2 separate regions of the Homo sapiens genome follow, and region 2 is linked to region 1. The links are chromatin loops, found by intact Hi-C in ENCODE. Cell type or tissue: B cell. All regions are shown on one strand. Links, peaks and the distances in the headings refer to the core of each region. The heading gives the core; the rest is flanking DNA.

The links. Peaks named below come from ENCODE experiments on the same cell type or tissue, not always from the same donor. Only the 100,000 strongest peaks of a DNase experiment are listed, where the experiment ranks them.
Region 2: a loop joins it to region 1, with 8 times the contacts of the local background. A loop is called at or near these places in 9 of 110 quality-filtered maps.

What each region holds. Positions count from the first base shown.
Region 1 is chr7:47,571,932-47,579,385 of GRCh38, reverse strand. All of the region lies in intron 1 of TNS3 (tensin 3), which reads left to right. Among named protein-coding and RNA genes, the nearest start is that of TNS3, 6.5 kb to the left of the region's middle. In B cell, for the core only: no CTCF peak of the experiment used is centred there; DNase peaks (open chromatin) are centred at 3,255 and 4,505; H3K4me3 peaks cover 1,381 bases; H3K27ac peaks cover 1,666 bases.
Region 2 is chr7:47,666,852-47,674,305 of GRCh38, reverse strand. No RefSeq gene overlaps it. Among named protein-coding and RNA genes, the nearest start is that of LINC02902, 15 kb to the right of the region's middle. RefSeq lists an enhancer at 1,234-2,112. In B cell, for the core only: no CTCF peak of the experiment used is centred there; DNase peaks (open chromatin) are centred at 1,865, 3,325, 4,095 and 4,625; H3K4me3 peaks cover 975 bases; H3K27ac peaks cover 4,146 bases.

The DNA.
Region 1 (7,454 bases), core at 1,471-6,470:
ATGCAGCAGGAGCTATCATGGGAAGGGTGGGTCTGGGCGTCTGAAGCTCTCCAGGAGGTCAGCTGACCCTGGGACCCCGGGTCCTTCCTGTAGGACCCCAGAAATCACTGGGGAATCAGCTAACCCCTGCAAGCTGTGCCTGGAATGACCTAGAGCCAGTCCTGTCTACCTAGAATCCTCTGCTGCTATCCTTGTTGATCTAGAATGAGGGATGCTGGTTAGTTGGTTAATTAAGTAGGTGGTTGATTAACTTAGTTACTCTCTTCCTCACAGCAAGAGTATTAAAAACCATCACAACATGGAACACAGTTCTTTCTTTCTGCCCCCACAGTGAAGGGCGTGTTGCGTGGCTTCATCTTCACAGGGATCATGGCTCACAGTTGTGTCGTTTCCACGCTGCCTCACTGCTCCTAAAACGCTGAGACAAGAAAAATCGCTGCCACCAAAATGCTGCTGAGCAGGACTAAATTCTCCTAGATTGAGGGCGTTTTGAATCTTAGAGTATGTTGAATCCGGATGCAGGCCCGTGTCCTGCCGTGGGGCTTTTCGAGTGCAGCTCGGGCAGGAACAGTGGTTTCCTTGATGTCTATCCGTTTCTCGTAAAAGCAGAAAACTAGACTCTCCAAGTTTCGTGAGCTTTCTGTTTGTACTCTGTGACTCAGGAATGTGTTTGGTACACATCCATCACTGCAATGTGGGATGTAGTGCTGAGCTCAGGGTCCCTCGGGTGTCTCCATTGTCTGCATGGCGGCATCTCCTGTCCTGCTCAGTGTACTCCAGGAGCACCGTGGCCCTCTAGACACACCTCTAACCACCGCCCCCCCCCAACCCCCTGCCCCATGCACCTGGCGCAGCTCTACCTGGTATCCCTCACCTGTTGCCTCCTACCCTCGCTGGGAGTTGCCTCTGCGAAACAGGAGGGAGGAGGCCAGTGAAAATGAGGGTGACTGAGGATGGGGGCCATCAACTTGGGGATGAAGCACTGCACACAATTTAGGGTCCCTCGGAATGCCTCACTGTGTCAGGGAAGGGGAGGATTCTCACATGCTTCTTTTTATTTTTTTATTTTTATTTTTTTGAGATGGAGTCTTGCTGGAGTCCAGGCTGGAGTCCAGTCGGGCCATCTCAGCTCACTGCAATCTCTGCCTCCTGGGTTCAAGCAATTCAGCCTCAGCCTCCCAAGTAGCTGGGATTACAGGCGCATACCACCATGCCCAGCTAATTTTTGTATTTTTAGTAGAGATGGGGTTTCACCTTGTTGGCTAGGCTGGTCTCGAACTCCTGACCTCAGGTGATCCACCTGCCTCGGCCTCCCAAAGCGTGGGGTTACAGGCGTGAGCCACTGTGCCCGGCCGATTTTTTTTTTTTTTTAGAAGGCAGTAGTCTACTACTCTTTTGTCTCCTGGGCAAAATGAATGAAAGATTATACTGAAGGATTCTATGTCTGTGATCTAGAAAATTCCCTCTGGCAGAGGGAGGTGCTCCCAGAGCTAGGGAAGTGCTCCTCAGAGCCACCCCTCAGGGGAGAGACCTCTCTGTCCCTGTCTCCACCCCAGCGCTGGGCAGGAAGCCCTGGGAGCCCTCTGCAAACAGCCCGCCAGCTCTCAGCCTAATAACGCGGCTAACAAGACCCCCTTCCTTTTACTACTCAAGTACCCAAGGTGGCTTGGGCACTTTCTGTCCCTAGTCTGATCGTTGCTGAACCGTGCATGTATGCCATCCTGATGGTCTCCCTTTTCTGGAAGAGAGCGCTGAGACTTAGCGAGCTCAAGTAACTTGTGTGTGTTGTGAGGATACTGAGCCTTGGATCTGAATCCCGGTCCGTCAGCAATGCTTGGAGTTCTTGCCAAGATGAGGGGTTTGTGCAGTCCCCACCCACAGCCCAGCCCCTGGAGTGGCCAGGCCAAGGCTCAGGAGCTGCGGCGTGCCTGCTGTCTACCTCAGCCAGTGCGCCAGCCCCAGCTGCTTCCTCGGACCCCAAGGCTGGGCCTTTCTTTACTCTTCCTTCCTCCCTCAGCTCTAATTATGGTTCATGTTAGATTGTCTGCCCTTCCTCTTCCTCTTCTCTTTTGGGGAAAGATAATAGCACTTAATACGCCCTTTGCAGGCCTGGCTTTGTTTCTAAGATATCAGAAGAATCTTTAGGAATCTTTCTTCCAGCTGCCCAAGCGAGCGGCAACCTGTCGGCACCCAGGAAGGATGAATACGGGTGCCCTGCTGACGATTACAAGTGCCACTCCTAGCCAGGCCATGCCCCTGGGGACACCGGGGACACCTCCAGGTGGACTAAAGTGTGTCACCTCCTTTCATTGTGTCTTGGCAGCCACAGTGTGACGTGGCACCTCTTGTGTGTAGAGTTTATGAAACTGCTCCTGAAAAGTAGAGACCAATTCGTTGATGCTTTGAATACACTGGAATACACTCGTGGCGATACTGAAAGAAAGAAAGTCCTCGGGAAGTGTCTGGCCAAGGCCGTTCACTGCCGTCTGCAGTTGCTTTTCTTTTTACAGGAGAGCCCGGGCTCTGCTCCAGGCCCTGGGATTATTTCTCGCTGGAGGATTCAGGAATCTGCGCTCTCCCCATCACCCTGGAACACAGCTGCAGTGTGTAACATTTCACTCACTTGGAGCCACACAATAAAAGGCACAGGCCCACATCTGGCTGTGCAGGGCAGGCGGGCAGGAGAGTGGGCCCTGGGGCACACTGGGCCATTAGCAGGGGCATCTGCGTCCTGGCCTGTGCACATTCCTCCCTGGAGCGCCGGGCTGGCTCTGCAAACAAAGGGGCCTGGTCCTGGCATTCTTCTCCACCTTGTAATCCATCACCTTTCTTAGAGGTGTCCCTGGGCGCCTACCCCTTTCATCACTGGCCATTTGGGAGGTAGATCAAAGGTACGCACAGGAGGCAGTGACATAGGCCAGGCTCTGGCATCCCACAAACCTGGGGCAGAACTGTCCTTTGTCCTGAGAGGTCCTGGGGTTATTGTGACTGTGTTTGTCATTTGTCACCTGCAGCCTGGGGTTGTCGTTCCTCCACAGGTTTGCTCCTCCACTGGTTCCGGAGCTCAGGGGTGGGAGCCACGTGGGGTTTTGTTTCCTCCTTTTGGGCTCCAGGCCCAGTGTACTTTGGTCCTGCTGAATTTCCATGGCCCCAGGGGCCTGAAAAGCACCTTGTGGTCCTTCTGGAGAACCACTTCCTCATTCTTGGAGGTGCTAATCTGATCCACTGGGAGGGAGCTGTGTGCTAAGTGGTTGACACAGGGGAGGCCAGCGTGATAGAGATGAGTTTTTCTCCAAAGATCAAGGACAGGTGTTTCCAGTTTGTCTCCTCTGGAAAGACCTGCAGAGCCGGGTGGACAGGGCTGGAGGAAAGGGGGCCTGTGTCCATGTCTTGGGTAGGTGCTAAGGGAGACAGGAGGGCTCTACGTGGGTGAAGAATGCATTTCTCTCTTGTCCTGCACGCAGGAGGGAGGCACATTTTTTATCTGTATTACTCGGAGAGTAGCAGAAGACTCTCAAGTAATGAGCATATTTTTGCTGCTTTTTTTTTTTTTTTTTTTTTTTGAGGCAGAGTCTCACTCTGTCACCCAGGCTGGAGTGTAGTGGTACAATCTCAGCTTACTGCAAGATCTGCCTCCCGGGTTCACGCCATTCTCCTGCCTCAGCCTCCCAAGTAGCTGGGACTACAGGCGCCTGCCACTACGCCTGGCTGCCCGGCTAATTTTTTGTATTTTTAGTAGAGACGGGGTTTCACCATGTTAGCCAGAATGGTCTCGATCTCCTGACCTCATGATCCGCCCTCCTCGGCCTCCCAAAGTGCTGGGATTACAGGCGTGAGCCACCGCGCCCGGCCGTATCTTTGCTTCTTAATTTGCTTTTTGACTATTTTTCTACAAAATAGTTTTCTTGTAATATGTGCTCATTGTAGACTTGGAAAAGATAGAGAAATGCTAAGGAAAAAGGAAAAAATTCCTTCTAATATCACCTCCACAGAGGTTCATATTTTAGCCTTCTTGTGTGCCATATGTTTTCTGTGCTTTTTTAATTTACCAAGCTGAGATCATACCATATGTATTATTTTGTATCCTGCATTTTAAAGTCAATGTGGCAGTATAAGCATTTCCCAATCCAGAAATAGCTCTGCATAAATATGACTGCTGATGACAGTATAGTACTCCAGTATGTGGATGTACCATGATATTTGGACTTCACTATTTGTTCATTGATCATTTACATCCTGTGTTATGCTTGCACATAGGTCTTTGGGCAGATCGTAGCTAGTCATGCTCTTGAAAGGATTTCTAGCAGACTCTTTGGCATCAAAGAATACAAACATCTTTTTTTTTAAGCTTTGGTAAAACATGCATAACATGAACTTTGTCGTTTTAATCATGTTTAACTGCGGCAGTTAGGCGACATTAAGAACCTTCACGTTGTGCAGCCATCACCACCCTCCAGCTCCAGAACTCTTTCCATTTTGCAGAACTGAAACTCGGTGTCCCTTAAGCACTAACTCCCCATGTTCCCCTCCCCCCAGTCCCTGGCAACCACCATTCTACTTTCTGTCCCTGTGAAACGGACTACATCGGGTGCCTCATACAAGTGGAATCATACAGTATTTGTATTTTTTGTGATTTGTTTATTTCACTTAGAATACTGTACTCAAGGTTTCATCCATGTTGTAGCATGTGTCACGATTTCTCTCTTTTTAAGGCTGAATAATACCGTGTGTGTGGGGGTGTGTGTGTGTGTGTGTGTGTCTGTATGAATAGCACATTTTGTTTATCCATTCATCTGTTGATACACTTCAGTTACTTCTACCCTTCGGCTGTTGTGAATAATGCTGCTATGGACATGGGTGTATAAGTCCCTGCTTTCCATTTTTTTTTTGGTGAGCACAAGCTTTTTGGAACTCCTTAGTATATATGGTCAAATTGCAGTTGAGACATAGGGTGCTGGCTGGATTCTCACGGTGTCCACCCGCTGTCCTTAAACATGGCTAGGTTATCACCCCCAGGGTAAAAACCAGGCCTGCAGGAAAAGGAAGAGGGAGACTTCTTACCAAGCTATTTTGACAGATTGTGTAAACTCTGTGATTAATGGGATGAGAAAGCAGGAAGAATGTCTTTCATTTAAAAAAAAAAGAGCCTTCGGGGTTGCTTGGTTTTATTTTCAATTAAAAGGGTCTGATTTTGTTTCTGGAGAATGGTTTTAATTTGGATAAATGGTTCAGTCTGGGAACCACATGCCAGAGCCTATGATCTATGAGTGCAATTACTCAGGGTTTCCTCGGCTGCTTTTCTGAGGGAACGGTCCAGAACTGGGCTCGCTCTGGTTTGGCTCTGTTAAAACGTCGATGCAGGCCCTGGGCAGTTGGAGTGAGGCGGTTCTTGTGATCAGTCCTTGAAGTGCAGCCATAATGCCCTCCCCATAATGCCTTCCCCAACTGATGGTGGTTAATTTTTACCCTCTAAGAATGTGTTCACAATTCCAAATCAGGAATGTCAACAGCAGGCTGTCGTTTTCCCCTCCTTGGAACATGTTGAACCAGAATTACTGGCATCTTTTCCAACGTGGGCATTTGCAGAATTGGTGGGATTTGGGGGCTCAAGGAGGAGGCAGACTCATCCTAATGTTTCTCCTCTGGATTACTTGAGGTCCCTGGCCGGGCAGGCCTGCAGGCCCAGAGACGGGGTGGTGGGTTGCTCTATCTGGAGTCAACTGGTGTTTCTTTCCAAGAGGATGCTGGGCTGGGGGAGGTGAGGGACTAAATCCTGGGCGACTTTGCAGAAGGACCCGTCGCGATGGAGGGGCAGCGTGGGCAGAGGCCCTGGGCAGGGCCACCTGCTGTGTTCTGGAGTAGCAAAGGGGATTTGCAGAAGGCAAAGAAGAATACAAAGACACAAGGTAGGGTGTTTCACCCTTTCGGAGAACTGTGGCAAAGCCCTGGACAACTTTCCATGGCGCTTGTAGATTTGAGACCAATGCCCCAGCGACCTAGCGGGCTGGTGGGAGGCAGCGTGGAGGGCGGCAGGGTGTCCCCAGGGTGGGAGGTGGAGAGAGTCTGCACAGAAATTTCCAAGAGCACAGCCCATAAGGGAAGAATAGGCTTGCTCGTGAGGTGGGTGAAGGCATTGCCCTGCTGGCTTGTATCAGGGCGTTGGCTCCTGGGTCCTCAACAAAGGGCATATTAGCATAATGAATAGTTAAGTTACTTGGTTGGGCTTCAGTCCTTGGGGCCGTGGTCTCTTTCCGAGGGAAGGACTGGTGGGTGGGCCCCACCTCTGGAGATCCAGCCTGCATTGGGACCACGTGGTTTGAGAAATGTTTTCCCAAGCCTGGGCCACACGTGACCCTTGATTTCTGGGGCAGCCCTGGTGGCAACTCCCCACATATCCCTGTGAGGCCTTTCTCATTTTCCACTGGCAAGGATTCAGGTGTAACCAGATTATTCTGATGAAAAATTTGAGTGAGACAGGTAACCCGCAACACACAGAGTTGCTATGTTTTGCTCTTTTTTTTTTTTTTGAGACGGAGTCTCGTTCTGTCGCCCAGGCACGATCTCAGCTCACTGCAACCTCCCCATCCCGGGTTCAAATAATTCTTCTGCCTCAGCCTCCATAGCTGGGACTACAGACGTGTGCCACCACGCCCCGCTAATTTTTGTATTTTTAGTAGAGACAGTGTTTCACCATGTTGGCCAGGCTGGTCTCGAACTCCTGACCTCAGGCGATCTGCCCGCCTCGGCCTCCCAAAGTGCTGGGATTACAGGCCTTAGCCACTGCACCCGATCATGTGTTGCTCTTTAACTCCCCACCCCCACCTCCATTAAATAGGAATAATCCAAAACATAGGTCATCGAGAGCATACTGTGCTTTTAAGGCATTTTGCTTATTATTAGTAGAGATTTTGCGACAACTGGAATGGTGTTTATTCACTTTTTAAAGGCTCACTCTTCTCACAGGATAACAGAACACACGATCATTCATTTTCCTCTTCCCACGAAGGTGTTTGCAGCAGTGGGCGTGAGAAGCATAGTGTGTGTGTGACTACCGCGCGAATGGTTCTCCCAAACCTGGATCCCGACCTAGGCGTTGCCGTTGCCGGTCTCTGGGTGTCACCCTCCCATTTATGACTGTAGTGACTTCTCAGAACGCCCTGGAGGGATGGCCTTACTCCAAATGGTCCCTCGGCTGCCGGGCTATTTGTGAGTAAAAGATGTTTGTCAGTGCTGCTTCTTTTAGAACATGCCCATTCCACATCAGCTCAGCTTGTCGGGTGTCTGGTTGTCTGTGCGGAGCCCATGGGGAGGTCTCTGCAGCCTCACACCTAGCAGTGAGGTGGCCCCTCTGCGTGGTCATGCCCTGCGGAGTTGCATTCCTCTCCCTGATGGCTGGCTGCCAGGACCTGTGGGCCCTGGCGGTGAGAGGAGTGGGAGGTGCTGTGGCTCCTGCC
Region 2 (7,454 bases), core at 986-5,985, 95 kb before region 1:
TCATGAGGCAGAGCCTAGTGGGTCGTGTTCCTGGCCATACCTCCAGGGCCTGGCATAAAGCAGGCCCCCGCAGACCCCCAAGAATCTCTATGAAGGCCAGTGGTGGATGCACCAGGCTGGGAATCGGAGTCTGCCCCTGCAGTTGCCGTCGTCCAGCACCTTAGACCCTCTGAGCCTCGGTTGCTCCATTTTTCTTTTTCTTTTCTTTCTTTTTTTTTTTTTTTTTTTTTTTGAGACGGAGTCTCACTCTGTCGCCCAGGCTGGAGTGCAGTGGCGCAGTCTCGGCTTACTGCAACCTCCACCTCCCAGGTTCAAGCGATTCTCCTGCCTCAGCCTCCCAAGTAGCTGGGATTACAGGTGTGTGCCACCATGTCAGGCTAATTTTTTGTATTTTTAGTAGAGACGTGGTTTCACCATGTTAGCCAGGATGGTCTCGATCTCCTGACCTTGTGATCCACCTGCCTTGGCCTCCCAAAGTACTGGGATTACAGGTGTAAGCCACTGCACCTGGCCCGGGTTGCTCCATTTTTCATCCTTCCACACTCTCCGGGCCCCTCCTCAGACCAGGCCCTAAGACTGCAGGAGCCAGCGTGTGCAGGCCCCCATAAAATCAGAGGCTACTTCTGCAGCAATCCACTGAAAACGGAGTGAACAGACTGCATAAACCAGTGTTCATTCACAGGCTCTTAAGGCACTAAATGTAAATTAGATAAATGGTGCAATGCCTAATTTCATTCCTACCGTGCTTTTTCTTAGGTTAATTTGGTGGGGTAGAAACGCACCTGTATCTACAGCCTTTGTCCATCACCCACCTGTTCCTGTTGGAGGGGAGTGATGGATGGCCGATGAGATGAGGTTCCTTTTATTCCATATGGCCACACATTATCCCCTTCAAGCCTACCCTTTGCAATGACCATTCAATCTGTCTTTCTAGCTGGGGACTCAGGCCACCAGGTCCCTTTGGTTTCTCCTGGGCCTTTGTAAGATGCCCCTTTGATGTGTTCTTTCTCGTTTGTTTAAACACCACCATGGGATTCTTGCAGGCTGCAATCCAGAGACCAACTGGGTGGCCTTGCTTTTTTATGCAGAAGTGTTGAGAAAGACCTGTCAAACCCTGGGGATAATTAGCCTTTATTGCTTCTCATTAAGACACAGATTGTCACTCAGCACAGATGTGACCCATGGGGCTGAGGCGGCTGCTTCTATGGCCTCCTGCCTTTCTCAGTTACCTGATTGGGAGAAAACTTTGATTTCCATCTTCACATTCCTTAGGTGAAACGTCACCATTGTTTCCCCACATGATGAGTGTATATTTTCTTCAAGGAACATAGTCAGAACCTAAATGTTATATGATGTGGTCTGGCTGTGTGAGAACAAACAACTAATCAATTGGGAGGAAAAAGTAAAATAGCAATTATAGGTTAATGAAACTTCTACTCTCAGACTGATCGATACTGACTTTTCTTTTTAATTTTTGTATCTGGAGATAATTGTAGATCCCCAGGAACTTGCAAAGATAGCAGAGAGAACGCCCATACACGCCTCACCCAGTTCCCCCAATCTTTCATAACTATAGCACAATGTCAAAGCCAGAAAATGGGCGCTGCTTCAGTGTGTGGGTGTAGTTCTATGTCATCTTATCACACGTGAAGATTTGTGTTACCATTGCAATCCAGGCACAGAAGTGTCCCACTGCCACATAGCTCTCCCTCCTGCTACCTCTTTAGAGGTATAACCCTCTCCTCCCTCACAGCCCTAACCCCTAGCAACCACCACTCATTTGTTTTCCAAATATCACTGTGAGAGGCAAGGAAAAGGAACTCTCAGTGTGGCCAAAAGGCATGAAGAGGCATCTCACCAAAGAGGACATACAGGTGCCAAATAAGCAAATGAAAAGGCATCAGTGGGGCCTTTAAGGAAGTGGAAGATCAGATCACATGAGATATTGCTGCTCACCTATCTTCATGGCTAACATGAAAAACAGGACCCACACCACACGCGGGTGAGGCTGCGGAGACACTGGCTCCCTCAAACATTGCTAGAACGTGGTGCAGCCCCTCTGGGATTTTCTTTTTACCAACATGAATCTTTTTAGCTTTCATTCAATTACACAAAGCTCCCCAAATAGTAGGTCATTCAGCCTTGCCTATAACCAGAGCTTTTGTAGACTTGAGAACACTAACAAAAAAAATTCCCATACCATCCAGGCCAGTCTTGCTCTAACAGTGTGGTTTGATGAATCTGGGTCAGGCCTGGGCACTGAGCTCACCACCGACACTGCGGGGGACTCTAAAGCACAGCCAGGCCGGGCGCGGTGGCTCACGCCTGTAATCCCAGCACTTTGGGAGGCCGAGATGGGTGGATCACTTGAGGTCAGGAGTTCAAAACCAGCCTGGCCAACAAGGTGAAACCCCGACTCTACTAAAAATAGAAAAAAAATTAGCCAGGCATGGTGATGGGGGCCTGTAATCCCAGCTACTTGGGAGGCTGAGGCAGGAGAATTGCTTGAACCTGGGAAGCGGAGGTTGCAGTGAGCAGAGACGGCACCACTGCACTCCAGCTTGGGAGACTCCGTCTCAAAAAAATAAATAAATAAATAAATAAATAAATAAATAAAAATAAAGCGCAGCCAGAACTGGGATCCATAGATCTCAGCAGCTGAGCTTGATGCACACCCCGAGGGACCAAGTGCTGTCCCTTCGTTCTCTCCCCGACCCCCAGGCTGTGTGCTCCCTGGACTCTGTGCCCAGCCCCGGGGGGTTAGGCGGGTTCCCAAATGCCATGGCTCAACCTTCCACGTATGCCTATGTGTTCTGATGCTTAGAAGGCCCTGGCCTCCAATCTGGCAGACTCCGGCCTATCTACCCCTTCGGAGCCCCCCCAGAGCCCTCCCCTCACTCCACCGCCGTGCATGCCGTTTTGAATTCTAGTTGCCTATGGAAACCTCTCTTCTGCACTAGACCCTAAAGGGCAGGGTCCACATCTGACTCCTCCCGTGCCCCCAACCTCTGGTACACAGAAGATGCTCAATAATGTCTGTAAGCTAAGCCCTTAGTAAGCCTGGTGAGGAGAGTGTTCATGTAAGCCCCATTTTGTAGAAGAGAGGACACGTAGATGGGTGAAGCCTGGGTTCCTGAGGAAGACGTTGGATTTTCCTCATTCCTAGGCAATGCATGCCTGTTGTGGAAAACTCAAAAAATATACTCAAGGAAGTTAAAAAATGTAAGCCCTACACAATCCCACCATCACCGCCAATGGGCTGCTGTTGTAACTTTCCAGATGCTGTGCTGTGACAGCCTTGAATTTGCATATTGCTAAAAGGAAGTGTCAAGTTTAGGCTAAGAAACAAATGAATGTCAAAAGTGGAAGCACAGAGCTTGAAGTTCAAGGTCAGCAGAGTCTCGCTGCAGGTGTCATCTGTGGGGAGCGAAGGCGTCTGGACCCAGCTGTGAATCCTGCTCAGTGCCCGCCTGGGCTGTACCTGCTTTGCAAACTGGCGCTCTCATATGCATGTTAACAAGCACACTGGGGCCCTCCCTGTTTTTACATATTTGTTTTTTTGTTTGTTTTGTTTTTTGGTTTTTTTTTTTTTTTTTTTTGAGGTAGAGTCTCACTCTGTCACCCAAGGTGGAGTGCAGTAGCGCGATCTCAGCTCACTGCAACCTCCACCTCCTGGGTTTAAGCATTTTCCCCTGCCTTGTGCCTCCCGAGTAGCTGGGATTACAGGCATGAACCACCACACCTGGCTAATTTTTTTGTATTTTTAGTAGGGACGGGGTTTCACCATGTTGGCCAGGCTGGTCTCAAACTCCTGACCTCAGGCAATCCACCTGCCTCGGCCTCCCAAAGTGCTGGGATTACAGGTGTGAGCCACCACACCCAGTCTTGTTTTTACATATTAAAAATACCCAATCTGGGCCTGGCCTGGTGTAAAAAAAAAAAAAAAAAAAAAAAAAGGATCTTTCCTGAGAACTTGTATTACTTCAGTATCACCCAGTCTCTGCCCACAGCCTCAGGGGAGAAGCTTTGAGCACAGGTTTTACAGAGCGTGAGAGACCCTTGGGCCTGGGAGAGCCTTGGGAAAGGAACATAAACTTGAAGGGAAAAAAGCAAGGCTCAGAAGTCAACACAAAGTGTGATAGCATTTCTAGAAAGTCCCACATAAGCCTGACTAAGCAATTTATTGTTTGGGGATACACGCATGTTACAACTTTTTTTTTTTTTTGAGAAAAGATCTCACTTTGTTGCCCAGGCTGGAGTACAGTGGCGAGATCATGGCTCACTGTAATCGCAACCTCCCGGACTTGAGCCGTCCTCCCACCTCAGCTTCCCCAGTAGCTGAGACCACAGGCATGCACCACCGTGGCCGGCTAATTGTTTTATTTTTATCTTTTAGTAGAGACAGGGTCTCTCTATGTTGCCCAGGCTGGTCTCAAACTCCTGGGCTCAAGCAGTCCTCCCTCGTTGGCCTTTCAAAGTGCTGAGATGACAGGTGTGAGCCACCGAGCCCGGCCAACAAGTTTTTTTAAGTGAAGGAAAACGAAAAACAAATTTCAGATTGGGGAACAGCTAGAGGCAGCCACAGGAACAACTTGCAGTGGGTGTTGGGCAGCAGGCTGAGTCACTCCCTGGCTCCACTGGGCTGTGTCATGTGCACACGCTTCATGTATGCCTTAAGTGACGTTCAAAAGAACACAATGCCACATGAAGCCTAACTCAGCAAGCCCTTTCTGTAAGAGGAGAAATAACTACCCCTGCTCTTGCCCACTTTCTTTCAACAGGGGCCAGCATCACCTGCTCCCCTCCCCCATCTCTATGTTCCATCTCTGGCAGCCTCTGCACAAAGGTGTCCTCCAGGAGGCCAGGTGGGCACCAAGGTTCTTGAAAAGAAAGGAAAGGGAAGCGCAGTGTTCCACAGCTGGTTCCCAAGAAAACAGCAAAACAACTGCGCACTCATTCTGAAGGACGGCAGACAAGACGGTTCCTCAACACATGAACTGGTTTTTCTTGATGAGTGATGGGTTTTTGACCCATTCCTGCTGCCCCTTCTGGGAAAACTGGGCAGCCCCAGGCTGTGTCAATGTCACCAGCTGAATTGTGTTACCCAAAATTCCAAGACTGAAGTCCTAACCAGAATCTCAGGATGTGACCTTCTTTGGAGATAGGGCCTTTACCAGGAAATTAAGGTAAAATGAGGCATTACGGTGGGCCTTAATCCAATGACTGGTGTCCTTATAACAAGAGGAGATTGGGACACAGGCTTACACACACATCCTTAGGGAAGAGGGAGGAGACAGCTATCTACCATCCGAGGAGAGATGCCTCAGGAGAAACCAAACCTGCCAACACCTTAGTCTCTGCCTTGCTGCCTCCAGGACTGCGAGGAAATTCATTTCTGAGGGTTCAGCCACCCAGCCTGCAGCACCTGCTATGACATCCTCGGAAAATGAAGACTGTGTGCCCTTTTTTCTACCTCCTGTGGTTCGAGGGCAGACCCAAGCCCGGGATAAAGCACGCTAGGTTTGGAATTCACTCCCACACTCCTTAAGATAGTTCCTACATAACCTTTGCTGAATTCCTCTAGCTTTCCATGCCTCTGTTTTCTCACTGGTAAAGTTGGGATCCTACGGCCTTCATCATGAAAGCTGTTAAGAAGATTGAGTTCATGTGAAGTTTAGAACAATGCCTGATACAGAGAAGCACTCAATAATGATGTTGGCTCCTACTACTATTTTTATTAGGAGACTTTTATTCATTAAGCAAGTATTTATTGAGCATCTGCTATGCCCTAGGGACAAACAGACCTAGATGACACTCATCTGGTTTAGTTGAATGGACCTAGCTGCAGGTACTACTTGGCCTGGAGGGGATCCGTCGGTATCCTCTTGGCTCCAGGAGCATCTCCTATTGCTGCACCCCAAGGGCCTGAATTGTTGCTGGTGTACATTAGGCACTCAACAACTGCACAGTGAAACAAAGCCAGAAGGCTGACCCCCATTGGCTCAGTCCAGCCCTTTCCTTGCTACTGCTCAGATAGAGCTTGGAGCCTCCCTCTTGCGCAGCTGGGCAAGGCCAGGGCAGCTCTCACTTTTCGGCAAACCCTGCCCCTTCCTCGGTCCCCAGGTTCAGTGGTCCCTGGAGCCCACTCCCTGATGTCCTCTTCCTCACACAAAGATCCTGAAAGGCAACCTTAATTCCCACAGCCTACTCCTGGCCTTTGCTACATTCATTCATCCATTTGACTCACTCTTTTTTTTTTTTTTTTTTTTTTTTTTGAGCTGGAGTCTCGCACTGTCGCCCAGGCTGGAGTGCAGTGGTGCAATCTCAGCTCACTGCAACCTCTGCCTCCCGGGTTCAAGTGATTCTCCTGCCTCAGCCTCCCGAGTAGCTGGGATTATAGGCGCCTGCCACCACACCCAGCTAACATTTTGTATTTTTGGTAGGGATGGGGTTTCACCATGCTGGCCAGGCTGGTCTCGAACTCCTGACCTCGTGATTCGCCCACCTCGGCCTCCCAAAGTGCTGAGATTACAGGCATGAGCCACTGCGCCTGGCCAACTCACCTTTTCTTTATGGAGAAAATGGGCTCTGTGTTTCGGCTGAGGGTCGGCTACATGCCTGCATGAACCAAGAGAGCGAGGCTACACGCACAGCAGCTCTGCAGACTCCAGGGCTGAATGCTCCTGAGGGCAGCACAAAGCCCTGTGGGAGCAGCAAAGGGGAGGGTCTGCCTCACACTCAGGTATTAGGAAGATCTGTGCCCCTTCTCCCTAAGGTAAAGTTTGACTTGGGCCTTAAAGAGGGTATCTGAGTTTGACAATGGAGAAGGACTCAAGACCAGGGGTCCTACAGGGCCTGTGTACCTCCAACAGGGAAGGCTGATCCCAGCTTTAACTCGGTTACCTCATCCTGCCACCATAATGCTGCAACCTCCTTGAGTGAGACTTCTTTTTTTTTTTGGACAGAGTCTCACTCTGTCACCCAGGCTGGAGTAGCTGGGACTAGAGGTATGCACCACTATGCCCAGCTAATTTTTTTGTATTTTTCGTAGAGACAGGGTTTCGCCATGTTGAACAGGCTGGTCTCGAACTTCTGACCTCAAGTGACCCACCCTCCTTGGCCTCCCAAAGTGCTGGGATTACAGGCATGAGCCACCATACCCGGCCGAGTGAGACTTCTTGCGTGGTACATGTTAGGGCCCCTGCAGGACAGAGCCAGCAGGTCGGCTTTATAGGACCAGTACATGCTGCTGAGGTCCTACTCACTAGGAAGTGTCACGGCCCTCAGCCTTAGGCCCCAGTACTCATCAAAAAGGGACTCATGGGTGAGAATGACCAACATGGCTTGTGTCCTTGTAGGCCAGTCAGGGAAAGCCTGTGCTGTAAGGCTGAGATCAATGTCCCACCTTCAGCCAAGGGCCAAGGCCCCCGGGTCTCCACATAGGGAAACCAGAA